2 separate regions of the Homo sapiens genome follow, and region 1 is linked to region 2. A link is an interaction called in ENCODE POLR2A ChIA-PET data of the cell type or tissue named here. Cell type or tissue: OCI-LY7. All regions are shown on one strand. Links, peaks and the distances in the headings refer to the core of each region. The heading gives the core; the rest is flanking DNA. Region 1 overlaps NOX3 (NADPH oxidase 3). Region 2 overlaps ARID1B (AT-rich interaction domain 1B).

The links. ChIA-PET counts read pairs that join two places held together with the same protein. Peaks named below come from ENCODE experiments on the same cell type or tissue, not always from the same donor. Only the 100,000 strongest peaks of a DNase experiment are listed, where the experiment ranks them.
Region 1: POLR2A ChIA-PET joins it to region 2 with 5 read pairs; 2 of 35 experiments call an interaction of 5 or more read pairs at or near these places.

Annotation. Positions count from the first base shown.
Region 1 is chr6:155,412,636-155,428,400 of GRCh38, forward strand. NOX3 (NADPH oxidase 3) reads right to left here. Exons shown (of 14, transcript NM_015718.3): 10 at 10,059-10,221. Among named protein-coding and RNA genes, the nearest start is that of NOX3, 35 kb to the right of the region's middle. RefSeq lists enhancers at 5,667-5,816, 5,917-5,976, 14,902-15,765. In OCI-LY7, for the core only: no CTCF peak of the experiment used is centred there; DNase peaks (open chromatin) are centred at 5,476 and 5,996; H3K4me3 peaks cover 1,717 bases; H3K27ac peaks cover 2,228 bases.
Region 2 is chr6:157,096,956-157,112,720 of GRCh38, forward strand. ARID1B (AT-rich interaction domain 1B) reads left to right here. Exons shown (of 20, transcript NM_001374828.1): 6 at 13,517-13,606. Among named protein-coding and RNA genes, the nearest start is that of TMEM242, 220 kb to the right of the region's middle. In OCI-LY7, for the core only: no CTCF peak of the experiment used is centred there; no DNase peak of the experiment used is centred there.

The DNA.
Region 1 (15,765 bases), core at 4,609-7,108, 1.7 Mb before region 2:
TTTCCTGACACTTATTTCTTCCTAGGGATGATCTCTGCACAGCCTCTCCAGGCAGAGCTAAGCCGGGGTTCCCTTTGTGACACCCTCTGAATCCCCATGAGCAAGGGGCTCACGTTCATCCATCCGTTCACTGATTCAACAAATATGTATTGAGTGCTTCCTACCTGTCCAGACTCTTCTGTGCTCTGGAACTATACAAGTGAACAAGACAGGGCCAAAAAAAATTGCTGTCCTCTTAAAATTTGCATCTTAGAGGGAGAAGGAAGATGATAGATAAGTAGAATATAGGTTATGTCAGATGGTGAGAAGTGCATGCAGAAACCCCAGGCGGGTTAGAAGTGTTGCAATATTAAGTTGAATGGTCAAACGGGGGCTCAATGAGCCCTCTCTTGTTTTTGGCCTCTTGTGTTCACTTTTATAATTCCAGGGAGTAGAACAGTCTGGAGACATAGGAGGCATTCAACACATATTTGTTGAATCAGTAATGGATGGACATGAACCATCAATTCGTGGAGATTCATGTCCCCTCTTCATGAGAAGGGGACATTGGAGCAAAGACCTGGAAAAGTTGAGGGAGTCAAATGCTTAGGTGGGAAGTGCAGATGCAGATGGTGGGAAGTGCGGAGGTCCTGAGTGAGACCTTTCCAGGAAGAGCCTGGAGGCCTGTGTGGCTGGAGCCCAGAGAGGGTGGGGAGAGCAAGGAGATGGGCGAGGGGAGGGCTGGGGGAGCCATGGCGTTGTAGGGCTTTGGGGCCGTTGTAGACTTTCCCTCCGAGAGACAGGAAAGCACAGGGAGTTGGCGAGCAGGGAGTTCCATGGCCCGCAGCAGGTGGCAGGATCTCTCTGGCTGCTGTATTGAGAATAGACCCAGGGTATGGAGGGTGGGGGAGGAGGAAAGGAGACCAGTTAGGGGTGGATTTTATATTCGAGGTTGGTGATGAATACCACTATCTGCTTTCTTTTCGCTTTGTATTGTGCCTAATCTAAATTACTCTTTGAAAACCTTAGCTTTCATTTTGCCTTGCTTTGCTCTGGGTGGAAATGAAAAATCTACTGGCTGAATTAATGCAGTGCTCACCTATGCATGACCCCCTCCTCCCTGGCCTTGGTAGCCTGTTTCATCTCAGAGTTGGCATTGGGCATAGAGCAAATATCATTGATTTATTTTCTCTCTTTCCCATTCTTTAAGGAACATGCTTAAAACACATTCATAGATGGATAATAAACCAGAACATTTGCTTTATAAAAAAATCCTCCAATTTCAAATCTAGTCCCAGTCGTCCTTTCTTGAAAACTATCCCCATCTTAGCTTCCTCCGTACATGAAACTTTATCTTTTCAAATAGAAATCCTTCCTTACTTTCTCGTGGCCTAGCTGCATGTCAGCGTCCTTAGGGTTTGTCAAGCCTTTTATACTTTTTGCTTCCTCGTAATGGCTTTGTGTGTTTTTCCCTCCGTAATTGACTTGTAAGTGACACTGGGCAGCTTTGGTGTAAGAGGCTATGGAGGAAAAATGGATAGGCTCAGTAGAAGTGTTTCAGGCAGAAAAAGAAAGAAAGGGACTTTGAACAGAAGCAAAAGGTATTTACTTTGACTTTCTTTCATCTTTCTAATGGTGGGGGACACTCACTGGGAAGGGACATAAGAGTTCCAAGTCTGCATTTCGCCCATGAGAAAGGACCTGGTCAATGAGAGACCAAGTATCCCAAACAATAGGCTACAACTCTGTGATCTGTGCTTTCCAATGCTCACCCCACCTTAGTCTCCAAAAATAAAACAACCCTGAAATCAGCTACCTGTAGAAAGCATGCCTTTTCAGAATTTCATAGCTGATCTCAGAGACCAAAAATACCTGAGTTTACTTTAAAAGATTTTATTAAATAGAAAGTCATTCTCAGTAAAATAACAAAAGTTCTGAACTTTCATAGTAATAAAATTATTTTTTTTTACAGGACTCATCCAACACTTTTTTTTCTTTTCTTTTCTTTCTTTTTTTTTTTTTTTTTTTTTTGAGAGGGAGTCTCTCTCTGTTGCCCAGGCTGGAGTGCAATGGTGGGATCTTGGCTCACTGCAACCTCCACCTCCCGGGTTCAAGTGATTCTCCTGCCTCAGCTTCCCAAGTAGCTGGGATTACAGGCATGTGCCACCATGCACGACGAAGTTTTTATTTTTTAGTAGAGATGGGATTTCACCATGTTGGCCATGCTGGTCTCGAACTCCTGACCTCAAGTGATCCACCCACCTCGGCCTCCCAAAGCGCTGGGATTACCAGCATGAGCCATCGTGCCCAGCCACATTCTTGTAGATATAGTGGATGCCTAGATGTTTTGGGAGACCACTCTGGGACTGTCATGGCGTTGAGGGTTTCTGTGTGCATGTGGCCCGTCATAGACCTTAGTTTCACATCATTCCCAAGCGCTAATGATCAGCCCAAACTCAGCCATGTCCATTTGCAAGGGGCTTGGGTCTGAGCGACAGTCACAAGTTTGGGCTCTCTGTGTGTCCCTTCTCATTTTCATGTTTTCCCAAGCCAAGGCTTCTCTTTAAGAATTCTTCAGCAGCACATAGGGACCAGGTCAAAGAGGTCTGGGGCCAGTAGGAAATGGAACTGTGCTAAATTTTGATAAACAGTTTCAGAAAATGAATTGAGAAGCACTACCAATCTGTGTTACTATGAGAGCTCAGACTCTCTAATCAAAGTTGGATGCTTTCAGGCGATTACATCTCCAAAACTTGTGCCGTATCTTGAATAGATATCCATGAACACAGGCAGAGGGCACTTTCACAAATGCAATCTGTATGTCTTTATATCCAAAATAAATTTCCAGAGAATGAAACAGAAAAAAAATTATTTACCTATGTATTTATTTATGGCCCAGAACCCCTCTAAACAAGGAAAGTGTACACAAGAATACAGGTTTAGGATATAGTGTAGCATGGTACAACAGCTCAGCGTTGTGAGCCTATGAAGCCCATCTGCTGTGGTAGACTGCTGCTGGCTTCACCATGCAGGTAGAAGTTGCAAATAACTTGTGCAACTGGGCAAAAGTTATTTAACTCCAACCTAGATTACTGCGTATGTAAAATGGCAATAAACACAGAACAATAGCTCCTGAGGTTATTGTGAGGATGAAAGGATATGTTTTACTGAAGCATTTAATGCAACGTCTGGCAGACACAGTAAGTGCTCAGAAGATGTTAGCTGCTATTGTTACTATCCTTGTTTGTCATTTGGAGGAGCTTAGAGAATGAAGAATGAAGACAGTATATTATAGAGCAAAGAGGGACATGCGCCTTGCTTGGCATGTGTTCCCACTGGTCACTCCTGGTCACTGAGAAGGGAAGCCAAACTTGACCTCTAGCACCAGTGTCAGAAGCAGAATCTCAGCATTCATCATGAAGATGTGCTCCATGAAGGGGAAGCCCCTCACCAGGCTCGGTGTGTGCTAAACTCACCTAGAGGCGTTTTACAGGGAGCCAGGGGCCCACCTTGACCATCGCCTCCTCAAGGAGAAGGGCAGTGGCTTGCAGTGCCACCTGCCTCCTGCTGGGCAGCACGCCTCTGTACCCCACACTGTGCAAAAGAAAGAACAGAACAGACAGAAGCTTGAAACCAGCAGGATGACAGAAGCTCTGCATAGAGGGGAATCAGGATCATTTTCCAAAAGGAGAATTTCTCTCTGTGAAAAGATAAAGACTGGTGTTTAGAAAATATATTACCTCCTCAATAAATGATCACTCTTATTGTCCTGGTTTTTATTTTGTTTTTGTTAAGGGAATCCTGGATTAATACAATAGCAAATAAGAAGAAATAAAAGAAGAAATATTTCTTCTTAATGATAAGCCTACCTAATGTGTAAAAGTTCTAGTTTAAAGTGATACAGTTATAAAATTGTTTTTCTGGTGAACCATTATAAGGCCAAGACCAGGCTTTGTCAATAATTTTTCATCCTTAAGACATTTTCTGAATGTGATTATCCTCAATGTTAACTATTTCATGACTATATTGCTACTTCGCCCTGTGGCTGAGGACTGATCTCTTTTGGGCCTCCGTTTGGTCTAATTACAGTTAATAATCCTTGTTGGACAACTGAAACATCTGAAACATTCTTTTTTTTTTTTTTTTTTTTTTTTGAGACGGAGTCTCGCGCTATCCTCCAGGCTGGAGTGCAGTGGTGCAATCTCAGTTCACTGCAACCTCCACCTCCCAGGTTCAAGCAATTCTTATGCCTCAGCCTCCCGAGTAGCTGGGATTACAGGCACCTGACACCACGCCCGGCTAATTTTTGTATTTTTAGTAGAGATGGGGTTTTGCCATGTTGGTCAGGCTGGTCTCCAACTCCTGGCCTCAGGTGTTCCGCCCACCTCGACCTCCCAAAATGCTGGGATTGCAGGTGTGAGCCACCACACCTGGCCTGAAACATTATTTAATAGCAGAATGATTCCATAAATTGTGGCCTATCCACACTATGGAATACTCTAAAGACACCAAACAAAATGAAATAGATCATCAGGTATTGACACTGACGGTGCCCGAAGTTATGCTTTAATGAAAAACAAAACAAATTACACTTCCTCTGCCTTCTACACACACACACCCCTATTTATGCATGAATGTGTATAGGTATATGCATATAAATGCATGGAAAAGGAATGGAATGAGACATATTCAACTGTTTAATGGTGAGTTTCTTAGGGAGCAAAGTTGGGGAGGTGTTTAGTTTGGGGAGGGAGGTGAAGGGAGATTTTAAAATGTTTGTGTATTTCATTGGACTCTTTTGCAAGAAGACTGTAGTCACGCAATCTGTGGTTAATAAACCAAGATATTAAACATATTAATACTGGTCACTTCCGCACAGAGCAATGGTGAGGGCTGATGGGGTACTGAGGCCTTTTGAGGCCCTCCGAGGAAAGACAAGAAGCATACATTTCTTTAGGAGAAGCATGAATGGCCCCTCCTAAAGAGGCCAACTGATGGCAGGAATCTTGGTGATTAGTAGAGATGATCAGTTCCAGGAGTAGTCAGAGCTCCAGTGTGAGGGAAAGTGAAAGTAAATAATTTCTCAAAGTAAACAGATTAAATTAAATGCATTTTTCATTCACTAGAAAAGAGAGCAGGCCCTCCTTTGTTTTATTAATATATTTTAGTAGAGTATGGATTTTTTGTCTTTTTTGGCCTCTTTCCCTTGTTCCCACTGGCCCGTGCTGTCTTTTTATTTGAATTATCTGTTTATTATATTAGGTTAAGAACCCAAAGGCCATTTTGCATGGGACACACTATAAATACCCATTATCATGGTTATATATTATGGAGCTGATGAAGGAAGACAATTTATGAAGAAATGAGATTATCTCAGTTCTTGTATAATCTGTTGTATCGTAGTCTGAAGACTACATATGCAGTTAAGAAAACGAACCGCATCTTGCAGTTGGCAGTTGTCTCAGTCCTGACTGCACAGCTGTGATATTAGGGAGAACTAAAATGTGTAAGCCAATCTATTTATGTCAGCAATCCTCCCCCTCCCTCCCCATTCATACACACCTATTTCATTCATCATTTTGACAGTTTGCACAAGCAAACCGTCCTAATTTTTTTTCAAGAGCTCTTTTCACAAATTGAGTGTGATGTAGAATTAATCATACCCGTTAGGCAGGAGGTGGAGGACTTTATTGCTAGAGGGCATTTTTCACCCCCAGCATTCAGCTTCCTCCATATTGCATCACAGAGAATTCTCAACCACCCTCAGCCTTCCCTCATCCCACAGGGGCACAGCGTTCTCAGCTGCCTTCAACTCAGTGAAGTTTGGCTCTTACTTCTGCGTTGAAAATATTTCTTTCATGTATTACAACTTTTTTCCATTTTCATCACAGCAAGCCATCATTATACTTCTTGTTATTTGGCCTTCTTGGGAAATCCCCTCCTGCCCATTCTTCCCCCTCCCCTTCCACTCCCCGCCCCCTCCCAGATCTTTCAAAACAAAAGTACTTAGAAACAAAGATATTTTAAGACATCAGCTTCAAATGGAAAGTACTACTTATGACGCTTCCCACTGAGGAAGTGGCAGGCGCCTTATTGGTTGTGCTCCTGCATTTTACTTAGAAGTTTTCTAGAATAATGCAACAGAGGAGAAGGGTAAAGAAGTTCTAGTTTGCAACGGTGACAATTGAGAAAACTTTGGTGCACATTTTTTCCTATAGACTTGCAACTTGAGTTTTGTGTGTAAAAATGTATGCCTTATGCCAACCAGTGTTTTTACACATGGAGGAAAAAAAAATCCCACCTAATCGCAGTTAACCATTTAAGCTTAAAATTCTGGCTCTCAACGCCTATGCGAGTTGTCCTTTCCTTCCTTATTACAAAAGAGGACAATCTGAAAACTATAGTCCAGACTTAAAATTGTGAAGACACCGTTAGATAAATATGTACTGCTTTGCTCTGTGGCACTTCAAAAATTATATAGACTCTGACAGTTTAGTGGAAGGAGTAGTCTTTATATCTCAAAAGCATGTAGGTAGCCCTGACAAATATTAGTTACATAAGCCTAATAGTAGCTATACTCAAACCAACACAAAGTTGCTTTAAAAGAGAGAAACTTCCTAAACCTGTTCTCATGCCTGCAGACGCTTAAGGAATTGGATCTGAACTGTAATTTTCAGCCCAAACTTTCAATAGCATGAAAACCTCACTTCTTCCATGAAAGAACTTTGAAGCAGAAATCAGAAACACATGCTCAGGTCCTGACTCAGTGGTGAACAAGCTGGGTGACTTTGGACAAATCATCTCCGCTCGAGGTGCAGATACTGACTTTCATGGTCCTATGCAAAGCTAGGAGATTAGGACCTTTAAGTTATTTTATGATTCCACACTTTAGCTTCCTTTCTCCCATATGACATTATTTCTGCCCTTATTTTCACCTGAGTCGTGTCCAAATAGTCCCTCACATTTTTATAAGCGATGAAAACATTGCTTTTATATTTTTTACTCTACTGTTTCTGTTTCTTGGAATAGAGATCAATGTCCCTATTTTATGGTTTTGTGGTGACTGCAGTGCTGAAAGCCTTGAGAAACGCCACAAGCAGAGCCCAGGAATGACAATGGAATGCTGAGAAAGGAGGCAAAATTAAGATTTTGTAGGCTCCTGTATGAATTTTAAAATTTTTGGGGGTTCTTATAAGATTTTTCCTCTATATTCCTAGTAAAATAATTGGAATTTAGTAAAAATCATTGAAGAATTTTTTTGGTTACATAAACAAAACCTTAATACCCTTAAATTTTAAAGAAAATTGTGTACAGAAGCCATTGTTTATTCTTTTTGGACATGTAGACATTTATTCACTCATTGATTTATTCAATATTTTTACTATATATATAGTTATCACATGTTGTATGTGTATATATATATATGTATGAAGATATCCAGAGAAGCTATGTTCAAGGAACTCACAGTCTGTTAGAGAAAATAAGATTATTTCACGAATCTTAATACAGGAAAGATATGTGACATAACAGTAGGGCAGCAAAGGAGTGGTGGAGGTTAAGAGAAGGGGGAGGTGATTGTGAGTCGGGTGTAATGACAATGAGACTTTGCATGTCTCTGAGCAGGACTTGAAATATTAGTTGGATTAGTGAGTGAATGAAAATGAGACACGCTATCCACCACCATCTTCCTGTGAAGCATGAAGTGACTTTTAGTGTCGTGGAAACCATGAAGCAGTGAGCCACCTCTCTGAGTGGGATTTACTTGGTAGGCAGCAAGAGGGAAGGAAGAACTTAGGGTGGCTGAAAAATCATCACGAACCAAAACAAAGCATTGCTGTGAGGTCCAAATATCCCAGTCACTGTTTTGCTTGCTTTGTTAAATATATTATGGCGTAGAGGAAAGAAGATGAGCTTTGGTGCCAGAAGGATCTAGATTCAAACTCTAGTTCTAGTATTATTTAGCTCTCTGTGTGTCAGGGTCCTCATCAGTATTGAGAATATTACCTATCTGAATGAGCTATTATGAGCATTTAGTAAAATGACTGTCATTTCTATTAGCTTTGTGATCAGGCCTTAGTTTTCTCATCTGTAAAATGGGAATAAAAATGATAAGTATGACGAAAAGATGGCATGAGATAGTGCATGTAAAATGCCCAGTTTCCTTCCTGTTAGGTAGTCAGTGCTTGATAAATCTAGGCCATTAGTAATAGCAGTACTGGTAACCTATTTATACCTTTGGTAGATACAATCAGCATTTAGATAATCATCTATATTTCTGTATACACATTTCTATGGTAATATTTCCATATTATTTGTCTTATTTAGCATTAAAACTCCCTGTTGGATATGGATTCTTATTTCTCCGTTATGTGGATCAGGAAACTCAGCTCAGAGAGGTGAACTGCAGGCAGTATTTCAGTCAGGGTGGAATCAGGCATGTTCTTTGATGACAGCAAAATTCAGGTGCCGATTCTATGAGCAGGAATCCCACCGTCTTCCTAAAATATTGCTCCAGGGTTGCAGGAGGAGCTGGGGGTCACGTCTACCATGTGTTGGTTTTGTCATGGAAAGAGCCAGATGAACCTAAGTTTGAATCCTGATTCTGCCTTTGATTACCCATGTCTTTTCAGGAAAATCAATTTAATCTCTCCAAGCTTCAGGTTCCTTACCTGGAAAACAGGCCTTGTGTTACTTACTTTATAAGGTTGTTGGGGAGATTAAAAAATTCAAATGAGAAAATGTATGTCAAGGACCTGTCACTTGGAAACTCATGAAATAGTTAACTGCTGTTTCTTAGTTGGCAGAGACCCGAGTTTAGAGATCTTCTAGCCCTCATTGCCTGGGATGCTTCACAGAATACGAATTCTTGATAGGTGTTAGGTGAGGAAAGGTTCTGTAGCTAAATAAGCTTGGGAAAGATAGATGAAACAAAACTGAATGAGGATCTTTTCTGCGGAACTTTTTTTAGAGACAGAGTCTCGCTCTGTTGCCCAGGCTGGAGTGCAGTGGTGCGATCACGGCTCACTGCTTTGAACTCCCTAATATTTAATTTTCTTGCAGAGATGATGTCTCTCTATGCGGCCCGGGCTGGTCTAGCGTCAAACTCCTGGCCTCAAGTGATCCTCCCACTTCAATCTCCCAAAGTGCTGGGGTTACAGGCATGAGCTACTGCGCCCCACCCCCGCAGAACTTATTTAATGGCTAGTGGATGATGTCTTCTAGAGTGGGATGTTGCAGGAGCGTTGCTTAAGTTCCTTTGACTACGGAATTCTCTCTAGTGGATCATGTCAGGTGACAGATGTCCCATGGTTTACACATTGAGACCTGGTGGTTAAGTCAAGCGTCTCCCTTTGATAGATGAGGACACTGTGGACAAAGGGTTAAGCAGAGAAGATATGCAGGACGGCCCAGCACCAAGCTCGTCTGCCATCCTCACTCCTCCTGCATTCATACGGCTTTGGGTTATCAGGGCTCTTTGCCTACCATTGCTCTAGTGCCTGCTGCTGGTCCTAAGAGGGTCCAAGTATCGGATGGAGTGTCTAGATACGACAAAGGACGGAAAGAAATTCTAGAGGCATCTAGTTGTAAAACATACAGGAAATGACAAAAGGGAGATTCAGAGCGGGATGGCCACCCCACAGCAAGCCGGCCAATAAATCCCAATTGTGGCTTCTTGTTAGGACTGAGTCCACGAGAGGAGGACATCGAATTGTACACTTGCAACCACAGTCTGAAGCTAAAGAGACTAAGGAGAGGTTGCCTCTTAATATTGCGAACTGCCACCCAGTCACATAGCCATTTGCAGCCTGTCCATATTTTACTGAGATGAGCAATTACATGTCCTGTAATGGCAATGAAGCAATAAAATTTATGTCTTGTCATCTTTAACAAGATTAGACATAACCCTACTCATAAATGTAATACTGAGTGGAGATTTTTAAGAACATAAGTATAGTTAAGGATCCTTGAGTTTATCCCTCATAGTTAATTAAAATCCTCCCCAAGAATCGGCAGATGATAGATATAAGGACATTGAACCTTTTAATCCATGGAAGGGTGAACTAATGATTTTTCCGTACCTTGCTCAGCTTCAGTGGGGTCTGTGCCTCACTGCATTTGTACCATATAGATTTCAGAAGAGCAGCGAAGGGAGTGACTCCGATCCCCGCGGCAACGCACACACACACTGGGTAGTGAAATACATCTGTCAGGGCAGTTCCAAAGGGCCCGTCCACTGCCAGCCTGGAATCATAGAGGAATGCAGCCTATTTGACCTTCAGAACACCTTGCTCGTGAACCCAGAACCATCCGGAGCTGGTGCTTTTTACAGGACGTGTTTGCCAGTGCATGCAGAGGTTGACTCTGTGCCTGAAAATGCCCTATTTGGAGAGCCTGGGGTTAGCATGAGGATTTCCAGCTCTGCCTTATTGGGAGACAACGAGGTTGTCCTGGCCCAGGCACTGTTCATGGAAGGACAAAGCCTGACATCTCTCGCTATAGCTCAGGCCTCGTCCATGTGGCATGCTCTCCTTACAGCGCTTAGAAGCTTGTTTTGGCTCCAAGTATCATTGAGGCTGCTGGAAGAGCTATTTCCCTTTCCACCCCAGCTGCCATCAGAGGGAAAAATCTGGAAGCATCAAGGAAGCTTAGCAGGCTTCTATTTCCTCTTCCTAATGTCATTCTCCCCTGTTTACATTTGGTCACACATCTTAGTAGGTTTATGTAATTTTAGTCTAATGGAAGCTATTCATTTGGAATAAATATAATTTTGAAGTCATTTGTCAGTTATGTGGAACTTCTAAAACCCATTATTTTAGATTATACTGACTCAAAATCTGTGGTAATTAGGCCTTGGGTAGCACTGGTATTTTTCTTTGCTTAGCAAATTTTTCTTAATAAGGATAAAGTATATTCATTGAATAAATAAGAGGGTCCTTAGCATGGTCCTATGCAGACTGGTCCCTGAGTTCTTTTCCATCACTCATCACTGGTTCTCACACTGGTGAGATATTAATATTCTTAAAATATTAAATACACAGTACTCCCTACTGCCACACGGCCTTTGCATGCGATACCATTTTCCCTTGGAATAATCTTCTCCAGTTTCTGTTCTTTTCTTTTTCTTTTTCTTTTTTTTTTTTTTTTGAGATGGAGTCTTGCTCTGTCACCAGGCTGGAGTGCAGTGATGCGATCTCCGCTCTCTGCAACCTTTGCCTCCTGGGTTCAAGCGACTCTTCTGACTCAGCCTCCCAAGTAGCTGGGACTGTAGGCACGTGCCACCACGCCCAGCTAATTTTTTTGTATTTTTCATAGAGACGAGGTTTGACCATTTTGGCCAGGATGGTCTTGATCTCTTGACCTCATGATCCGCTCACCTCGGCCTCCCAAAGTGCTGGGATTACAGGCGTGAGCCACTGCACCTGGCATCTTCTCCAGTTCCTTCCCTCTCTCCTTAGTTGGTTAATAGTTATTTCTCTGGTAGGTCTTATCCCAATCATTCCTTTCCTGTGGAAGCCTTCTTGAACCCCTCAGATTAGGTTAAATCCCCTCTTATATAATTTATAGCTCCATGTTTCCCTCCTCTATAGTCCTCATCACAGCTGTAATTTTACAATTTATTGGTGTGTATGCGTGATCTGATTGATTTCTGTGTAGAGCTGTGAGGTCTAGGAAAGTAGGAGTCAGGGCTGTCTTTGCTCACTGCTGTAATCCCAGCACTCCCTGACATGAAGTTGTTCAATAACAATTGGTTGAATAAATTGTAAAGGGAATGTTTAAAATATTTCAGTCAGCAGAATGTATTAAATAACCTCAACTATTCCAAAAGCACACATTTACATATGAACAAAGATATGCTAATTAAAAGGTTTCTGAGTTATTCATAACCATTCCCTAAGGGGTGTCTGTTGAAGACACCGGAGGTTGGCCCATTTGAGCTTTACTATGTGTTCATGAAAGTTCAATTGGGTTTATTTTAAATTATTCTATATGCCAGACTTCCTAATAATTCAAATGAACTCTCCTCAAGTTAATCTTAATTAATAAGGCTTTATTACATATTGATATATGGAAATGGAAGAATAAAAATAAAAGGTCATTAACCAGAAATGGTTAGTATCTTAGCCCACTGTAGATTATTCCATAAATAATTACATAAAGGAAATTGAGAGAAAGAGAGAAAGAAAACCTGTCCATAGATTCAAATGTCTTACTGTTCATTTTTAAAAAATAATCAGTCATATTGGGAATTTATTTGACACTGATTTAAAAAGATGTCAATTAAATCCCAAGAAGAATTTTGTAAATTAATCCACAGAAATATACAATAAACAAATTTCTACATCTTTAGAATTGAAACTCAAAGCTACAGGAGAAAATATTTGGTCTAAGTTCCCTGCTAATACAGTAATCCTCCTGCCACATTCCTGAGAGATGCTCATATACCTATGTTAAACTGCGGGGCACCTTGTTCCACTTAGGGGCAATTCTAAATATTAGACAATTTGTTCTCATGTCTTACTGAAATCTGTCTTCTGACAACTCTCATCTTTTGCCTTTCTGAGAAGCACATTCCAGATCTTTTTCCTTTTTGGCATCTCAGGCCTTTAAATAGTTGAACATAGCTATCATGACATCCCAGTTGTTCTTTTTTGGGCCCAAATTTCTCCATTTCTCCAGATTTTTAACAATCTGAATCAGCTTCATTTGCACAAATTCTTGTTTATCACGTTTATGCAGCTATCCCTGCCTTGATTTAGACACAGCGTTTCTAATAATGAGGCTCAGAAAATGATTTGTCTTGCCTGCATCCCTGTCCTGTGAGTCCTTGCTGGGTAGTTCAGCAGCACCCCACCCTACCCCATTAAGTTCCAGTCTCAGCTCTCTGAACTGACTGCATTTACTCCTCTAACAAACACTTCCATTGCTATTTCTGTGGTAGGTGACCATTCTTATGTTGTTAATAATAATAGTAGCTAACTCTTTGAGCACTTACCGTGTGCTAAGTATTATGTTAAGTGTTTTTATGGACTGTTATGTGTGATCCTAAACAAAGCCATGAGTACTATTATTGTCATCTTCATTGTACAGATGAGGAAACTGAGGCAGTGTGTTACATACATTCTCCAAGATCACACACAAAGTTGGGCTTTGAACCCAGCTCCTCTCACAGTGTGGGCCCCAGCTCTGGGCAAAGGATAGCTGGAAACTCCATCAACTGAGAAATTCCTCTGTTTTCCTTCAGAAGGTCTAGTCTTTTGAAAGAGCTCACATTCTCTCCCTTTTTCTTGGGTTTAGAGGAAGAGGTTTCCCTGTTCTTTTTTTGGGCTTGCTTCCCCTCCTGGGCATCTCACTCACAAATTCCAGGGGCTGGATTAAATTTGTCTGGGATCCAAAGCAGTAAAAAGATATAGTGCTCTCCCCAATATGATTTAATTCAAAATTAAAACAGTGGGGAACTGTAAAATCATCCAAGGAAGTCCAATAACATCCTGATTCTTTGTATGTTGAAGATTTAAACAAATTCTAGTTTTTTGGAAGGCTTTGCCACTAATACATATGCCTACACACATACAGAGGCAGAGGGCGAAACAAATTAGTGAATGGAGGGAAGCAGCTCTGTTTATGACAACTCATTTTTATCGAGCCCATAATGACTTACTGAGTGACTGACAGTCAGGGCCTGTTCTAGGCCCTGTGGATGGTAAAGTGAAGCAAACAGAGGCCCTTTTCTCATAGAGCTTCCATTCTAGTGTGGAGAGATAGACAGTAAACAATCAAGCAAATATAAATATTTAACATGCCAGGTGGTGGTATGTACTATAAAGAAAAATAAAGTCAGCATGTGGCATCATGGCGATTGAGTGACTGCTGGGGGTTGTTTCATGTGCAGTGGGAAGCAAAGGCCTCACTAGAAGGGGACATTTGAACAGAGACCTGAAGGAAGAGAGGGAGCTGCCCAGCAGAGATGTGGGGAACAGCATTCCAGGTGGAGGGAACAGCAATGGCAAAGGCACTGAGGACTACATTCTCAGTGTGTGTGAACAACAAGAAAGCTGGAAGAGCTAAGCCCATGAGGGAGCAGGAGGTGGAACAGATGAGCCCAGGGAGGCCCTGGGGATCCTGTTGGAACTTGCAGCTGGCGATGCACTCCATAGGCAGAAAGCATGTCAGCTACTGAGTAACCAGTACTGAGTTCTTCTTGGGGGACTGGTTGAAATGCTATCTGGTTTGTGAAGGGGAAGGGTGGTTGATAGAACAGATAAGTGTATACACACAGGGCAGAAGCCAGTTAGCAAAAAGGATGAAAACTTTTGCCTTGGCGATGCCAAGGGGAGAGCAGGGACCGAGAAAGCAGTTAGACACTGTGGCGTGTGTGTGTGTGTGTGTGTGTGTGTGTGTGTGTGTGTGTGTGTGCTGGGGGGGTTGGTGAGGGTGGGGGTGCTGTGCAGTGCATCTACTTTTATTTTTGATTTTAGGCATTTGCTCTGCACTCTGAACCTTAAAATTTTATTACATTGCTTCCTTTCCATTATAAAAAAGAAAATAGTCATGTGTTCTCATCTGATTTGGGGCTCTGGCTTGAGCAGATGATGCTTCTACTTGGCTTGGCATACCATTCTTCAGGACCAGTGTCTGAAAGGAGGCCTGTGACTCTTCCTACCCACTAAATACAACCAAGCCCAGGGTGCAGTTACAGCTCAGTAGCCTACGAAAACAGGGAAAGCAGGACAATAAGCTGACTACATTTTGTGTCTCAAATTTATTGTGGTACCTTGTTTGTCACCAATAAATATTTGTCAAACTAAATGAGATAAAGAATCCATATTGGCCCCAGGGCTTCATTAATTCTTTTGTCAAATCTTTCCTCTGTACGCACTGCATGTCAGACACTGTTGTAGGCACTGGAGATTCCGAGGAGGAAAGACAATGTCCTGCCCTCAGGAACTTCCATTTGAAGTGTCTCTACCGAGCTCCCTACCACAGTGCTCATGACAGTGGCTGCTTCTTGGTAGTTCCTGATACCCTCCAAGGATGGCAGAAGTAGGAATCTCTTGATGCTTCTTTTCAAATATGAAATTCTTCCAAAAATGTTTTTCTCATTTTTTTTGGTGTCCCTGTTCTTCCAGAGCCCCAAATGTGTGCTTTGCATGCTTTTGGGTAACCCTGTATGAACAGTGGGAATTGACCCGAAGCCATTGTTTACTGAACAGAGCTGAGGAGTGGTCATTTACTTTGGGACTTCTGTTATGTGCCCAGGCTTTTTCTTTTTCTTTCCTCCTCCTCCTCCTCCTTCTTCTTTTTTGAAACAAGGTCTCACTCTGTCACCCAGGCTGGAGTGCAGTGGCGCGATCTCGGCTCACTGCAACCTCTGCCTCCCAGGTTCAAGCAATTCTCCTGCCTCAGCCACCCAGATAGCTGGGATTACAGGCATGTGCCACCACACCCGGCTAATTTTTGTATTTTTAGTAGAGATGGGGTTTTGCCATGTTGGCCAGGCTGGCCTCAAACTCCTGACCTCAAGTGATCCGCCCGCCTTGGCTTCCCAAAGTGCTCGGATAACAGGCGTGAGCCCAGACTTTTCTGAATAGAGTGATGCTGTGGGTTGAGTGTGTCCCCCATTGATATGTTAAAGTCCTAACCTCAGTACTTAGGATGTGACCTTATTTAGAAATAGGGTTGCAGACATAATGAATAAAGCTAAGATGAGGTCATGCTGGAGTGGTATGGGCCCTTATATCCAATATGACTTGGGTCTTTATAAGAAGAGGACACAGAAACATAGCA
Region 2 (15,765 bases), core at 4,933-7,432:
TACATTGTGAAGTGTTGATTTATCCCCCTTAGATCCTGGAGATTTCACTCAGGAGCCTGGGGTTTTTTGTTTGTTTGTTTTTTAAGTTTTTCAGAATAGTAAGTGGTTTTAGCTGTCTCGTTCTTTACTTTTAAAAGTATGAGTTTTATGCCAAGGGTTTAAAAATCTTAAGTTTTATCATGAAAACAAGCTGTCATTAGTTAGTATAATCACAAATGCAATGAAATTTTAAACTCTGTAAGAAAAAGCATATTATTTTAGTACATAAATTGACACTTAATTCTATATCTAAATGGAGAATTTATAGAAACCATGCCACCTATAGTACCAGTGTTTTATCTGTTGGTCTCAACTTTATACATTCTGTGTTATTTCCCTCAAATTCCAATATTTAATTCCCAAACCCTGTATTTTTCCCTCCCTCTTCTGACATCCAGACGCAGCATAAAGATGCCCATTGATTGACCACGTGTGCCACCTTTTGGTCTGGAAAACACGGTCCCTCGTACCTACAGGGCACAGCAAGCGCTCACGTGCTATATTCTCTTTTAGGTGCAAAATGACTCCAAGGGAGTGAGCATCCGCATGTGGCACTTCTCATAGCCAACCACCCATGTTTACAGGCAGAGTTGTCACGAAGCGTTGGAACCCAGAATGAGAAATTTGTGACAAGAGAGGGTGGAGGCGAGTGAAACTTTGATTAAAGGAAAGTGCCTTGGCTTTAAAAAGGCCTGTCTCTATCCGGCAGCACAGAGCAGCGATCAAGTGGAAGAAAGGGAGCAGGCAGGCGCCTCAGCTAATCTTTCTCCTGGGGGCCCAGGTGGACAAATTGGCAACCCTGTTCACAGCTTTTTTTCTTCTCCCCTTTGTGTCATAAGAACTGCTAATCGGATCCATGCTGCTGCAACTGTGGTTAGTTATTAGCAGAATAAAAGCAGATTTCTTCAAAAGAACGGGTGGGGGAAACGACTATACAAAATTGCAAGGTTGTTAGAATCTAAAATGCACAGCAGTCGATTTTTCCCCTTATTCTGAATTAGACGATGAATACAAGTCTTTCATCTGTCACTATACCCATTTCTTCAGAGGCAGCCAAATATTAAGCTTCTCAAACAAAAAAGGAATCTTAGAAAGAGGAAAAATATTGAGGAGGAATAAGAATGGGTGAGAGAAGGGAAAAATTAGGTTTTGTTTTTATTAATTTGCCCTGGTGAGAGAAATATAAACCATCCCTCTATTTGGTGTTCTCCCCGCCGCCTCTTACCTTACATCAAAGCGAGGATTCGAGAGAATGGAGCTGGTGGCTGTTCAGCATTTTATGTCTGGTGTTCTGCCTGAGGAAAGTTCAGAACCTACCTCTTTTCTTACAGATAGCAGAGTGCTATGAATCCGGACTTCCTGGGGGAAGGCCGGGCTAGCGATGCCATACCCAAATGTGGAGAATAGACCTTTCCCTCCACAAGTGGGTTTTCACGTGGCCCAGTAGACCTTGGAATTGTATGCCTGAGCTTTAAAGCTATTGCAAAGGGTGTGTTTTGATGAGAATGCCAGATTTTCAGCATGGTAGTTGATGTACTTCAGGACATCATGGACTTTCACAGGGGATGCCTCGCAGATCCTCAAGATTCCCAAAGTTAGAAGTGGTTCCTGCTTTCAACCAAATCACATTTTTGGTCATACTGCCTATTTACTATTCATGTCTTCACATCTGAAGTTAACTAAAGTTGAGAAGCTTTCCTTAAAGTTCCATCTTTTATTTAATGGCTGTTTTATCCACAAAGACACAGTTTTTATTCACCTCCCCAGAGTCGGTCCTGAGTGGAGTGGCAAGTGCAGTGGGACCCAGGCTGAGCTGTGCCAGCCGCCACCCTGAGAGTTGTGCCTCAGTCAAACCCAAAGCACATTATATTCCCACACCTTTCAGGCCACTTAGCAGTCATCCAGACTAAAAATGTCTCATTTTAATGCGGAGAATCCTCTGTATGTAAATGTTTTATGACTCCAGTTTATTTTTTTTATTTTTTTTGAGACGGAGTCTCGCTCTGTCACCCAGGCTGGGGCGCAGTGGCATGATCTCAGATCGCTGCAGCTTCCGCCTCTCAGGTTTAAGCAATTCTCCTGACTCAGCCTCCCAAGTAGCAGGGATTACAGGTGCCCACCACCACGCATTTTTGTAGAGACAGGGTTTTATCATGTTGGCCAGGCTAGTCTCGAACTCCTGACCTCAAGCAATCTGCCTGCCTTGGCTTCCTGAAGTGCTGGGATTACAAGCGTGAGCCATTGCGCTGGGCCAACTCCAGTTTATCTTTAATCAAAGCTGTGCTGACTTAAATAGTTAAGTCTAGAAGTCCGTGCATCACCATGTATCCTCTGACTTAACTTGTCCTTTGCCTTGCCAGAGACTTTTCAGTTTCTTTGCCCCAAGTTCTCTGTGGGAAGGTATCTCCCCAAAAGGGATCTCATGGGTATTAGTGATCAGACTATTAAACCAACTTGCAAGGGTCTGTCTTACCCTCGCACCTGTCACAGAGTTATGAGGAGGACCCATGCGAAAAACATTGTGTAGTTTTAGTATGTTTAATTAATAAAAGAAAAGTTCTGGTTTGAATCTATGATAGCAGGCTGGGTGAGTAACGTTTTATAAGTTGGTCTTTAAGGGCTTTTATGAGGACATAATTCACATAGACCACATCATACTCACTTCTGTTTTCTACCTGTTGGCTGATCGTCCTTTATAGCTAATCTATCTTCAAGCCTAGGAGTGAGGTTTAGAAAAAGACTTGGAACACTCAGACCACAGTAGGGAGGAGAGTTGAAAAGCTTAATCCGGCAGGTTTTTGACAGTGTATTAGTTTGTTTAGAATAAAGGTATATGGCCCTGTGAACGGTGCGTGGGAGCTGTCTTGTTCTCTCAAGTTCGGGAATTGGAAGTATCCTTATTCCCTTCATGGCTCGGGAGTATCCAAGTCAGATAGCCTCTGAAGTGCCCATTTATCTGTATTTTTAGGACCTAATGACACATGAATAGTCTGTAATATTTTGGATAAGGATTTAGGAAAGTCTAGCCCCGTTTTGAATGAACTTTCGAGCTGTATGACATGAAAAGGTTTATCTCTCAAAGCAGGGGCTTAACTCCTTCAAGGTGAGGACACCAAATTGCTGTGGTTCTGTGTTCTCAGTTGAAAGGTAGGGAAGAACATTACTTTCTGGTTTATACTGCTCTAATCTGAGATAGGATTTATTCACAATAAAGAATTGTGTTGACAGCCTGTTCACCAACATCTTCCCCACCCCTCTGCCCTGATACAGGACCTTTTGGTAAAGGGTGAGGTGATCTTATTAGAGACAGAGGCACACACACCCCATGCTGAACAATAGGAAGTGTTATAAGTTCACACCCACGCACTTCAGATAAACTGTTAACCGGAACCACTAAGCGGAAGCCTGAGCAGATTCTGTATTTCAGTAGTTTGCTTGGAGCATATCGAAGTTGGTGTCAGCCAGCCTGCTTCTTCATTCTGAGAATAAGTGGGATTTTTTTCCGTTCTTGAAGCAAGTGAAATAGAAAACACTGAACAGAAGGATGCTATGTCTAAATAACTTGTGGGTTTTCTAACTCATCTAAATAAATGCCTGAGACTAGGACATTTGTTGAATGTATGGATTATCAAAAATGTATTTTTCATTTACACCATTAGGTATTATGCAGGTTTTTAAAGAAATGACCCATGAAATCCTTGTGCTGTGTTGCAGAGCTGTACCATCTTACCATACTCTAGCTTCTTACTAACTGAGATAAGATGTACAGTGATTTCCACAGATGCGGAGTCTACCATGCAACCAACCAATGCTGTCTCTTAACAAAATTATATTGTCATTTATCATGGTGGAAGGAAAGATCCTGACCAGTTCTTCATGTTGCAGAAATTAAAGGAGCAACTAAATACAACCCATAGTAAGAAGTTATAGTGTAATTACTAGTGGGTTTGGCAGAATATAAGAAATGCATCCTCCAGAAGATCGGTAAAGTCAGATGGTGGCAGGTGAGACCCGTATTCTACTTTAAAGATTTGAAAGAGAGCCGATTTCCATGAGGCTGTACTAGAATAAAGCAACCCAGTGTTTTAATTTTGGATGCAGCAGCAGAATTGCACAGTCAGTGGGAAGCACAAGATGAACACGATCATAGTAGTAATGTATCAGTATTTGGTTGCTACAATGTGTTCTTTTAATTTCTCACTAAAGTTAATGACACCACCAAGAATTCTTGATGAGTAGAAGAATTAATTCAATTGCTAATTGCTGAAAACCATGAACTATGTATTGATTTTGTAGCACCATCCCATGGGAGTAACTTGATCATGATAGAGTTATTTGCAAAGTGACTGGAAGCATTCCTCATTTCTTCTCAGAATTCAACAAGAACCACAACCAGTTTAATTCACACGGACCTAAGAATAGGTCTGTCTTACCCTTGCCACTGTCACAGAGTTTATGAAGAGGGCCCAAGTACTTGCCACTAAACACCTCATGATCTCCATGTATTGAGGATGATTGGCCAAGAAAATTATCCAAATTTCCATGGTTTCACATGTCTTTTCACATTAATTATAAAAAGCCAATCTTCTTGAATTACTAATCGAAGAATATAATTTAGGACATTGCCCTCTATATAGTGAGTACTCTTTTTTTTTTTTAACCTCATTTGGTACATTCAAGCTATCTCTAATTTACCTGCGAACTTGTAAGACAAATAAATGTATATTCTAGACAGTGCTCTCTCTTTAGCTCCTTCTTTCTTCACTTTTGCCCAGAGTCAGCTAACGTAGGAAAATTGGAAGGATAGAATGGATCTGAGGCATTAAAACCGAAATCAAGTAGTGTCTGTCATTCAGACTCCAGATTTGCTATCTTGACTAATCATGTCAATATTCCATCTCAGATAACTAAATCCATCTTAGGTTAGTTGGCTTTTTAGCTGTAATGATGTGAAAGGAAGGAATAATTTTTCTATGGCCACTACAACTTTTGAAACATGGAATTTCTGAATATTTCTATATCTATTAGTATTACTAATACTGGAGATAATGCAGTATTATTTGAAAAGGGGTGAATGGTTTGTTTGCCAGAATTGGTTGTGGTTCAGAGTTAGTGTTCTTGTTCTTTTTCTATAGTTGTATACTGTAGTAATGTAGAAAGGAATTATCCCCAAGGAATTTTAACCTCAATAAAGGATTAATGTGGGAATCCTATTCACCTCATGTTTATTCTCTACCATCCCAACACAAAAGTAGTAGAGTATAATTTACGCAATTGCATCTGATCAGTAGTTGATCTGATTTGTTGGTTTGTTTCTGATCCGAAAGAGTTGGAAAAATAAAACTACAAGTAATCATTTATCTAAACATTTACCTGCTAAATGTACTTACCATTTAAGTCTTAGACTTTTGCCTGCATTAAGTGCTAAGGAACCCAGCGCATTCTTACATATAGATAGGAGAGAGCATAAAGCAACTTCTGTTACTGACATTTATTTATGAAGCCTTCCCCTTTAAATATGGAAGAATGTGAGATTTCTATGTCAGTGCTGTTGTTATTAAATACTCATCTGTATTGGCTTTTTCAGCAAGTATTCCTCCTGAGTGGTTCTTTTTTTTTTTTTTTTTTTTTTTTTTGAGACGGAGTCTTGCTCTGTCACCCAGGCTGGAGTACAGTGGCGCAATCTCTGCCTCCCGGGTTCAAGTGATTCTCCTGCCTCAGCCTCCTGAGTGGCTGAGATTACAGGTGTACGCCACCACGCCTGGCTAATTTTTATGTACTTTTAGTAGAGACGGGGTTTCACCATATTGACCAGGCTGGCCTCAAACTCCTGACCTCGTGATCCACCCACCTCAGCCTCCCAAAGTGCTGGGATTACAGGTGTGAGCCACTGCACCCGGCCTTCCTGAATGTTTCTTTACTCACTCATATTATCATTTAGAACAGGGATCACAAACTACAGCCTAAGGACCAAATTCAGACAACCACCTGTTTTGGCAAATAAAGTTTTATTTATGCTATTTTGTTTTCATATTGTCTGTGGCTACTTTTGAACTACAACAGCTGAGGTGAGTAGTTGGAACAGAAAACATATGGCCTGTGAAACCTAAAATGTTTACTATCTGGCAGTTTACAGAGAAAGTTTGTCTAATCCTCATCTAGAATAATAAGATAAAACTACATGATTACAGATGAGTTACAAAGATCTAATTATCTATTAATCTGAGCTTGGTTCCTGGAATCATTAGCCATACTTTTTTTTTTCAACAAATACTTATTGAATGGTTACTATATGCCTGGTTCAAGAGATATAATATAGCGGGGAACCAAACAGTCTGAATTTTCTGTCTGTATGGAATGTACATTGTAGTCAGTTGAGACAATGAACGGAATTAAATTAAGAACTATGGAAAGTGTTAATACTGTGTCCAGTTGTAAAAAATCGTAGAACGTGGCACTTGTTAGTACTGACTGCCCCACCATCTTGTTCTATGAAGTATGCTGAGCTATAATATATTCATGTCTCAGTCCATCCACTGTACATTATACATTACTGGATGTGTGCTAATTTACCAAAATACACATATTAGCCTCTTTTTCCCAATTGTGTTATATACTAAAATCCCAGAGTTATGTTACTTGAATATTTAATTTGGTACTTATCTTGATTTAGTTCTTAAAAGCTATTTTTAATTGGATAAAATTCTCCCAAAACTTCTCCTAGTGTAAGATTCTAAAGAAAATATTAGCAAACAGAATCCAACAGTACATTAAGAAAATAATGTATCATAAGTGGCATTTATTCCAGAAATGCAAAGTTGGTTCAATATTAACAACTTTTTTTTTTTTTTTTTTTTTTGAGACAGAGGCTTGCTCTGTTGCCCAGGCTGGAGGGCAGTAATGTGATCTCGGCTCACTGCAACGTCCACTTCCCAGGTTCAAGTGATTCTCCCGCCTCAGCCTCCTGAGTAGCTGGGATTACAGGCACCTGCCACCATGCCCGGCTAATTTTTTGTATTTTTAGTAGAGACAGGGTTTCACCATGTTGGCCAGGCTGGTCTCGAACTCCTGACCTCGTGATCCACCCGCCTTGGCCTCCCAAAGTGCTGGGATTATAGGCGTAAGCCACCACGCCCGGCCTAACAACTCTGTTATTAATATATACCATAAACATACATCTGGTGGGGGGAAATCCTCTCTGTAACAAAACTCAACACCCAGTTATGATAAAAACACTCAAGGAAGTAGCAATGGAGAGATACAATCTCAACATGGTAAAATGTATATGCTTTAGTTTCACTTATGGACTAGGGAAGCTCTAGAGGCATTTCCACTAAGATCACAAATGAGGCAAGGATCATCACTATCTTCACTACTGTTCAGTAATGTACTACAGATATTAGCCAATGTAGTTAGGCAAGAGAACTCAATTAAAGGCATAAGGATGAGTGTAGGAGAAATAAAACTGTCTATTTACGGATGATATAATAGTAAGCCTGGAAAACCCCGGAGAATCAATGACAAATTAGCAGTGGAAGAATTCATTTAATGCGGTAGTGAGACATAAAATTAACATACAAAAAGCAGTAGTCTTTCTATACACAAACAATAAACAGTTAAAAGACATATAATGGTGAAGAGAATCCCATTTACAGTAGCAACAAGGAAGACTACGTGCTTAGGAATAAACTTAACATAAAATATACAAACCCTCTAGGTACCTGAAAGAAACTAAAGAAGACTTAAGCAAATGAAAGATGTCTCTTGTTCTTGGGTGGGATGAACTCAGCAGTCATGAGTTCTCCTTGACTGATTATTTCAGTCCAATTGCTGTGAAAATATTAGTGAGCTATTTTATATGGTTGGACAGGTTGATACTAAAGTTCATATAGAAAAACATGCAAGAAAACTTAGAAAACACTGAAAAAGAAAAGGTGAGGAGCACTATTCTTACTGGACACTAAAACATGGTATAAAAATACTGGAACTGAAAATAGTGTGTGCTAGCCAGTGGAACAGAAGAGGAAGTCCAGAGTTAGACCAAATACATGTGAACATGTATTAAATGACAAAGATGATATTTCAAGTCACTGGGCTAAGAATGGATTTTTAAATAAATTGTGTTGGAATACTTGGGGAGCCACGTGCAAAGAGATTAAGTTAGATCCATCCTCACATCAAATAAACTCAAGGGAGATGGAAAAAAAACATGTATGTACTCGAAGAAAACTAGGGTGAATTCCTCTTTAACCTTGGTGTAGAGAGAATAGCTTCCTAACTGTGACTCAGAATCCAGAGGCAATAAAAATAAAGACTGATAAATTTGACAACATTAAAAAAAATTTCCGCTACAAAAGACACCGTAAGCAAAACTAAAAGACAACTGACAAACTAGGAGAAGATATTCACAATATATACCACAGACAAAGGGCTAATATCTCTAATATATGAAGAACCCTTAAAAATTCCAGGGCAAAGGATTAAGAACGTAAGCAGAAAAATAGGAGAAAGACTTGAACAAACAATTCACAAGGAAAGATATTAAAATGGCCCTAAAATCTGAAAAAGTAGTCAAACTCATTCAGAATCAGTAAGACTGGTAATTTTTTATTTTTAATTTTTTTTGAGATGGAGTCTTGCTCTGTCGCCCAGGCTGGAGTGCAGTGGTGCAATCTCGGCTCACTGCAACCTCCGCCTCCCGGGTTCAAGCGATTCTCCTGCCTCAGCCTCCCCAGTAGCTGTGGTTACAGGCACGCATCACCATACCTGGCTAATTTTTGTATTTTTAATAGAGACGGGGTTTCACCATGTTGGTCAGGCTGGTCTTGAACTCCTGACTTCATGATCCGCCCGCCTCAGCCTCCCAAAGTGCTGGGATTACAGGGGTGAACCATCGTACCTGGCCAAGACTGGTAAAATTTTTTTAAACAGCAATACATTCTATTAGTGAGGTTATGGAGAGACAGGCCTTTCAAACATTGCTTGTAGCAATGTAAATTGGTACAAAGTTTCTAGAAGGAAATTTGGAATTGTGTAACCTTTAGACCCAACAATCCCACTTCAGGGAATTTTCCCTGAACATAGACCCCAGCAATACAAAAATACATCCACAAAAGACTGGAAACTGTCTAAATGCCCATACACAGGAGAGTGTTGAGTAAACTATGGAGCACTCACATAAAGGGGTGCTGGGGAGCCCAGGACAGTGTGTCCAGGACAGCGTGAAAAAAAGGAAAGCCCAAAGGGTGTGCCACAAACTTACCAGCTTAAAACAAGGCACATTCATTATCTCTGTTCCCCTGGCAGAGAGTTCAGGCACCTCTTAGCTGCTCAGGACTTACAAGGCTGCAGTCAAGATGTTGGGCAGCCTGCATCCTCATCTGGAGGCTCGACTAGGGAACAATCTACTTCCAGTTTCATTCGGATTGTGGCAGCTTCATCTCCTAGCAGTTGCTGGAGTGAGGTCCTGAGATTCTGGAGGCCTCTCGTTCTTGCCTTAGTCTCAGTTCACATCAGAGAAGCCTATTTCCTAGAAGGCCTGAACCCTGTTGAAATGTCAGGCCCATACAGGATCATCTCTCTCCATTTTGATTATTTCAGAGTCAGCTGATTAGGGAGTTTAATTATATCTGCAAAATCCTTTCACATTTGCCATCTGACATAGTTGCAGGAGTGACAGCCCATCACTTTCTTCACATTCTTTGGATAGAATTACAGGTTCTGCTCAGTGGAGAGGAGGGGATTACTCACCGGTGTTACTCATTGGAGGTTACTCGAGGGTGTGTCTGCCACAGTGAGTGAAGAGAAATAGTCTAATAAATAAAAAACCAAGTGAGGAAGAAGATGGCTCTTCTCACAATGGAATTCCAGTAACTAAATGTGGAAGAAAAAGGGGAAATATAGAATCACCGTTAGCCGATACCACTGTAATAAATGTAAACAAGATCTTCTAAAGGATCCAGAAATTCGTGAGTGCAGGTTTGAGGAGGCATAGGATTTGCATAGTCTCAAATATCTTCCAAAAAATACTTAACCAACTACAATGGGAAAATAGATTGTACTGAGAAGGGTATGACATTTTTGTGGTACACTTCCCCAAATTCATAACCTCATTTTAGGGATAAAAAATATAATCAGAGCAAATAAAATTTGGCAACATTCTACAAAATAACTGAACAGTACTGTTCAAAGGTGTCAAGGTCACAAAATAGAAGGAAAGACTAAAGTACCTACCAGCTGGAGGAGGCTAAGGGAAAGTCACTAAATGAAATGTGGGATGATCCCAGAAAAAAGACATGACGCGGAAAAATGGGTGTAATTCAAATGAGGTCTTTAGGTAAGCTTCTCTTCTCGGTAATTGTATTATGGTTATATAAGATGTTAACATTGGAGGAGGTGGGCTAAAGGATATAAGGGAACTCCTTGCACTATTTTTACAAGTTTTCTGTAAGTCTAAAATTAATTAAAAATAAAAATACGTTTTTAAGAAAATGATAGCATAGACTTAGGCTGATAATTTTATTTCAGTAAAAGTAGAAATGCAGGTGACAGTTCTGCACCTAAATTGTGCACGTGGCTGTGTGTGTTATCATTGGAGAATACAGAAGTGTGCAATGATGGAACTTACTCTAATTCATAGTATAGTGTTTTCCAGTTGTATTTTTTTCCATTATGCTTACATCATAATAGACATTGCTGAGGAAAGAACACGGGGGCTCTCTTTATTTATTTTTTTAAGCTATTTTAATGTTAAAGTGCCTTCATAAAGTGGGTTGGTTCACTGTGCCCAGCAGTATGCGCTTTAAAAATTATTACCACACTTTGTTTAAGAGGTTTTACTTGTGACCAACACATGTCATATAAAAATCTGTAATTTTGAAGGTGTTTATTGAATTCGGTTGGTTCGGAGGGCTCTGAATTTTCTTCTTTACATGGGCCAAGGACACAAATGAGTCTTCTGTTATCACTTTCTCAAATGCATTTTCTGAGTCATCATCTGCTGTGACGATGTTTAAACTATGCCTGTGGAAGATCAAGTTGTTTCTTAGTTACTGTAGTTACTGAATCATAGTAACTATGACTTAGTAGTTATGAAACTATGGTAGAAAGATAGGGAGTAAAGGAAAATGAATAAGATGGTTTGGGTGGATCTGTATCATGATAAAGCTCTTGTATCTTTAACAGAATGAATTTGGTATGTGAATATTCTCATTGCTTTAAAGAGACATCTGTCTTAGAATTGTGCCACACAACCAGAAGTGCTGCTTGGCTGTGGCGGTATTTTATGAATCATGGGATGCATTACTTACAGCCTTTTTTATTTCTACTTGAAATATTGTGCATAAGAGCAGTGCCTCGGGCGTGCACTGTCTAAGCCACGGTGCCCTGTGTTCACATAGAATTACTGTTTGTTTTTACTGTCATGAGTCTATGAATCCAGCCTGTCATGCAGAAGTGATCCTGATAATGTAAGCACTTACTGTCTTGCTGCAGCTGATTCCCCAGTGACATTTTAAAAAGTCAGTATTTGGCTGCAGAGTGCTTTAAATTTCTAAATGGACTATAGATTGGAGGCCTTAGGGTATTTCATAGGAAGCACATGACCCTGCAGTGAGCACACAGCAACTTTTGTAGATCTGTAGCCAAGTCGGTGACCAGTATTTACCCTTGAAATTGTTTTGGTTCAGAATGTTAGGTGTTTTTTACTTTACATTTAATTATTTGGTACTAGTACTAATTTACTACAAATGTCTGAAACCAAATGGATACTTAACGAAGTCTATGCTGTTTGTCCAGGTCTTTTATCCCGACTAGTTATGGTTCTAATGTAAAAAGCAGCTTCTAGTGGTGACACAGTGCATATTTCTCAGTGTCTATAAATTCAGGTCTTTGGTTTTCACTTAATCTGAAAATGAGAGTGGCAGTTACACACTCAGGAACACTCAGAAATACATAAACAAGTTTTGCATTCTTCTCTAAACAAAGCCTAAACCCCTGAAAACAATTGTTTTATAGTAATATTTTAACAGCTATTTATACGTGTTATCTAAACTGAAAATCATATTCCTGATCCTCTGACTGCCACAGATACCCCGTGATTAGACTTAGTAAGGAGTGACCGTCCTGAGAGATTCTGGGACCGTGTCCTGCCTGGCCACATGGGTAACAGACCCATCTTGTAGAACCACAAGAGGGTTGGTTGTTGTACATCGTCAAATACCAGGCTTTGTGCTGAATGTGCCCTGACCTTCACGGGGGGCGAATTGGTGATGATCTTTAGGACACTAATTTTTTTCTTTATTATTTGTAATTCTTTTGAGCAATATGCCTGACTATGAAGCAGTGGGTCTGACGGAGTCAGAGCGGTTAGCCTGATCCAGCCGGGGTCCCAGGACCACCGCCCCAGAGGACTATGCAATGTTCTTTATGTGTGTGTGTGAGTGTATTTGTGTTTCCAATTTATTGAAGCAAAGAGGGAGGGTAGAAGATAAAATAGCATGGTCCTCATGTCACGAGAGCTAGTTAGTGCCTTGAGGACTGTGCTAAATTCAGCTGCTTTTTAAATTCCGTTACATTTTTAGTCTTAGAAATGCATTTAAACCTCTCAGCCAAAAAGTGAGTTGAGATCATCAGCTACCTCTGATGATTTTTAAATTTCAAAATCTCATCTCCTGCCTTCACATGACTCATTATCTCTCTTTTATCAGTATAGTAAGAAGTATCTTCCTTTAAATAATATTCTCAGATTATGACTTATTAAGTATTTGCTATGTTCAGAGAGGGATTGAAGGAATACAGATAAGATTCCTGTCTTAAGGAGTTTACATTATATTTGGAAAAGACAAACTGAGCATACACTTAAAACTGGAAATTAAATAGATGCTATTGCTGTATTAGCAATAAAGATCAAAAGAGATGCAGAATAATAGTCCCTTCTTTAGTGATCATGTATACTGCATTTTATAGTAGTATGTTTTTTGTTTCTTAATGGAGGTCTTCTAAGTTTATGTTAAATCTCTGACTGACTAATGATGAAGATGTTTTAGAAGTCTATTGATATTACTGTACTGATTGGATATTACCATGAGTAATTGTTGGCCACTCTGCATGCCTGCCCACCTGGAGACTCACGTAAGAGTCAGGAGGATGAGTTTGGCCCAGCTCTCCTACGTTTTCTTAAATGCATTGCAGAAGTGTGTGTCAAGAAATTTCAGCTACAGATTGATTCATATATGAGTTTAGGAACTCATTCAGTAACAACTTTTCAGCAAGTGTTTAGCTAAATATGTTTATTCATGTTTCCTCTTTGTTTCCCAGGGAAAAGATGAACTATTACACTCTGAGCTATGTCTTTTTTTAATGGGGCTATACCTTTTGTGATCATAAAAATTAAATGTGGCTGTGTCTTGGTTTTGCATGACTGCATTATTAATGCAAAGGGTTCCCCCATCTCCACTTTCCCTCCTGTGTTTTACAGGTAGTCAGATGCCTCCGCAGCCACCCGGGAGCCAGTCAGAATCCAGTTCCCATCCCGCCTTGAGCCAGTCACCAATGCCACAGGAAAGAGGTTCGTCTCCAGTTCATGTCTTACATGCCTATAGTGCTTTCAGGCGATAAGGCGTACGTGAGTTTGCTTACCTATGCACCTCCTTATCATTAATTTTTTTAAAGGATATTATGTTTTCTTATCAGACGGAAGAAATAAAAGCCCTTCCAACAAATATGGAGAGGAGGGAGGATGCTTTCTTGTAGGTTGGGTGAAGTGTGGTCAAAGTACAGTTCAAGGCCCAAAGAATGTGTGTGTCCACATAGCACCATGAAGCATGGTTCACATATGACTGTAGTCTGGTATTTGGTCTAGCTGTGTAAAAATAACTGTGAATGACTCAACTAGGGTATCAGTCCCAATGTGTGTGTGTGGCGGTTGGCGGTGGGGGGTTGTGTGTGTTAATACTGGTTATTCCCTGATATTTAATAGTAAGATTTTAAACCCAGAGCAAGACCCTGTCTTAATAAATGGTAAGATCTTAGAACTGGAGCAGACCTAAAAGTTTCTATGGCCCAGTCACCTAAAGCAACTGGGGAGTGTAGCGGTTAGGTGTGACTTCCCTTATTCTCAGGAGCTAGTTAGTGCCAGTCCCAGAAAAAAAGAATATGGGCTTTTCCAGAAACCTTTGGAGAGAAGTGGCCCCACATCTGCCAGTGCTCTTGACCTTTAGCTCAGTCCTGCCTGTCATCCCTGCCGTGCATTTCTTAACTGCCTTGCAGAGACCTTAAGCCCACCCATATTTACCTCTGTCTTCATTATCCCTTGGAGTAGGAAAGCTACTCTTGGTGGTGGTGGTGGTTTTAATCCAGATTGGTGTATTCTGGAGGTACAAGAAGCCTACCTGTGCACCCCTGGTGCGGTGGCAGGTCACTTCCCTTGCTGTGGGGCAAGGCTTGTCTGCTCCATCCCACAACAAACGAGAGAGATACCGCTGTCCTGCACTCCCCTCCTCTCTCACACAGGCCCAGAGGCCAGAAGTTCCTACCTTGGCAGCTAATATGTACTGGGCTCCTGACCCCTACTGTTTATAATTATTTGTATATGAGTTGTAGAGATGATGATTTGCTTCTGATTAGAATTATGAGGTTTAAGTTATTTTACATGTTACAAACTCAGCAACATGTTTAGAAACTAATGTCAATGAAAAGATAGATTTGCTTTCTCTACATATCATTTGTGTTGAATGTTTCAGAGGGATAAAATGAATTTTTCATTTTCTAATACCATTACATATATATATTATAATTTAAGGTATAGTCGATAATATAATGTTTTAATAATGGAATAGTTCATGGTTTTTAAACTTCACAGTGTGTGAGAATCACCTGGAGGACTTGTTAAAAGAGATTCCTGGGCCCCACCCCCAAGTTTCCAATTCAGAAGGTTTGAATTGGGACGTTTTAAACCTCCATTTTTGGCAAGTTCTCAGATACTGCTGATGCCAGTGGTTTGAGGACCATACCTTGAGAACCACTGCCTTCTAATAGTACAATAATAGGTTTTTGAGGTGGGAGAATCACCTGAGCCCATGGAGGTCGAGGTTGCAATGAGCTGTGATCACACCACTGCACTCCACCCTGAGCAACAGAGAGTGAGACCCTGTCTCAAAAAAATAAAAATAGATTTTAATAATTGTGTGAATATGTGGATTTGTTTCCCTAAATTCTCTACTGTGACCTGCTCCAAATCATCCTTTTATCCCATATCATCTCTCTAAATTGCTTGATCTGTGTTAACTCCTCATATGGCTCTGGTCATCTTGAAGGCATTATAGAAGTTTATAGTGTACTGGTGCCAAGCAAGCGTGATTCTTACTAAAATCCTTTTTTGGTTGTGAGTTGCACCTGTGTTGTATTGTTGGGTCACTGTGGGGAAAAAGGAAATTGTCTTGCACTGGGTGCCTACTCGGGTCAGGCAGAGAACTGAGATGAAGATTCACCCCATAACCCTGTAACATCACTCTCACTGGTACAGTTCTTTTTATTTTAACAAGTGTTAAAGGGTAAAAGTTCCCTTATTTGAAAGTCTTAAAATTTTAACCTTTATTACTAAGAAGAAAACAAAGAGAAACCCTCTCAGATCCTTGAACAATGTCTTTCCCAGCCCTTTCCAACAGATACGTGTTTGGGAAATTGGGCAATGTAGAAAACCAGATGTGAAGAACAGGACAACAATTA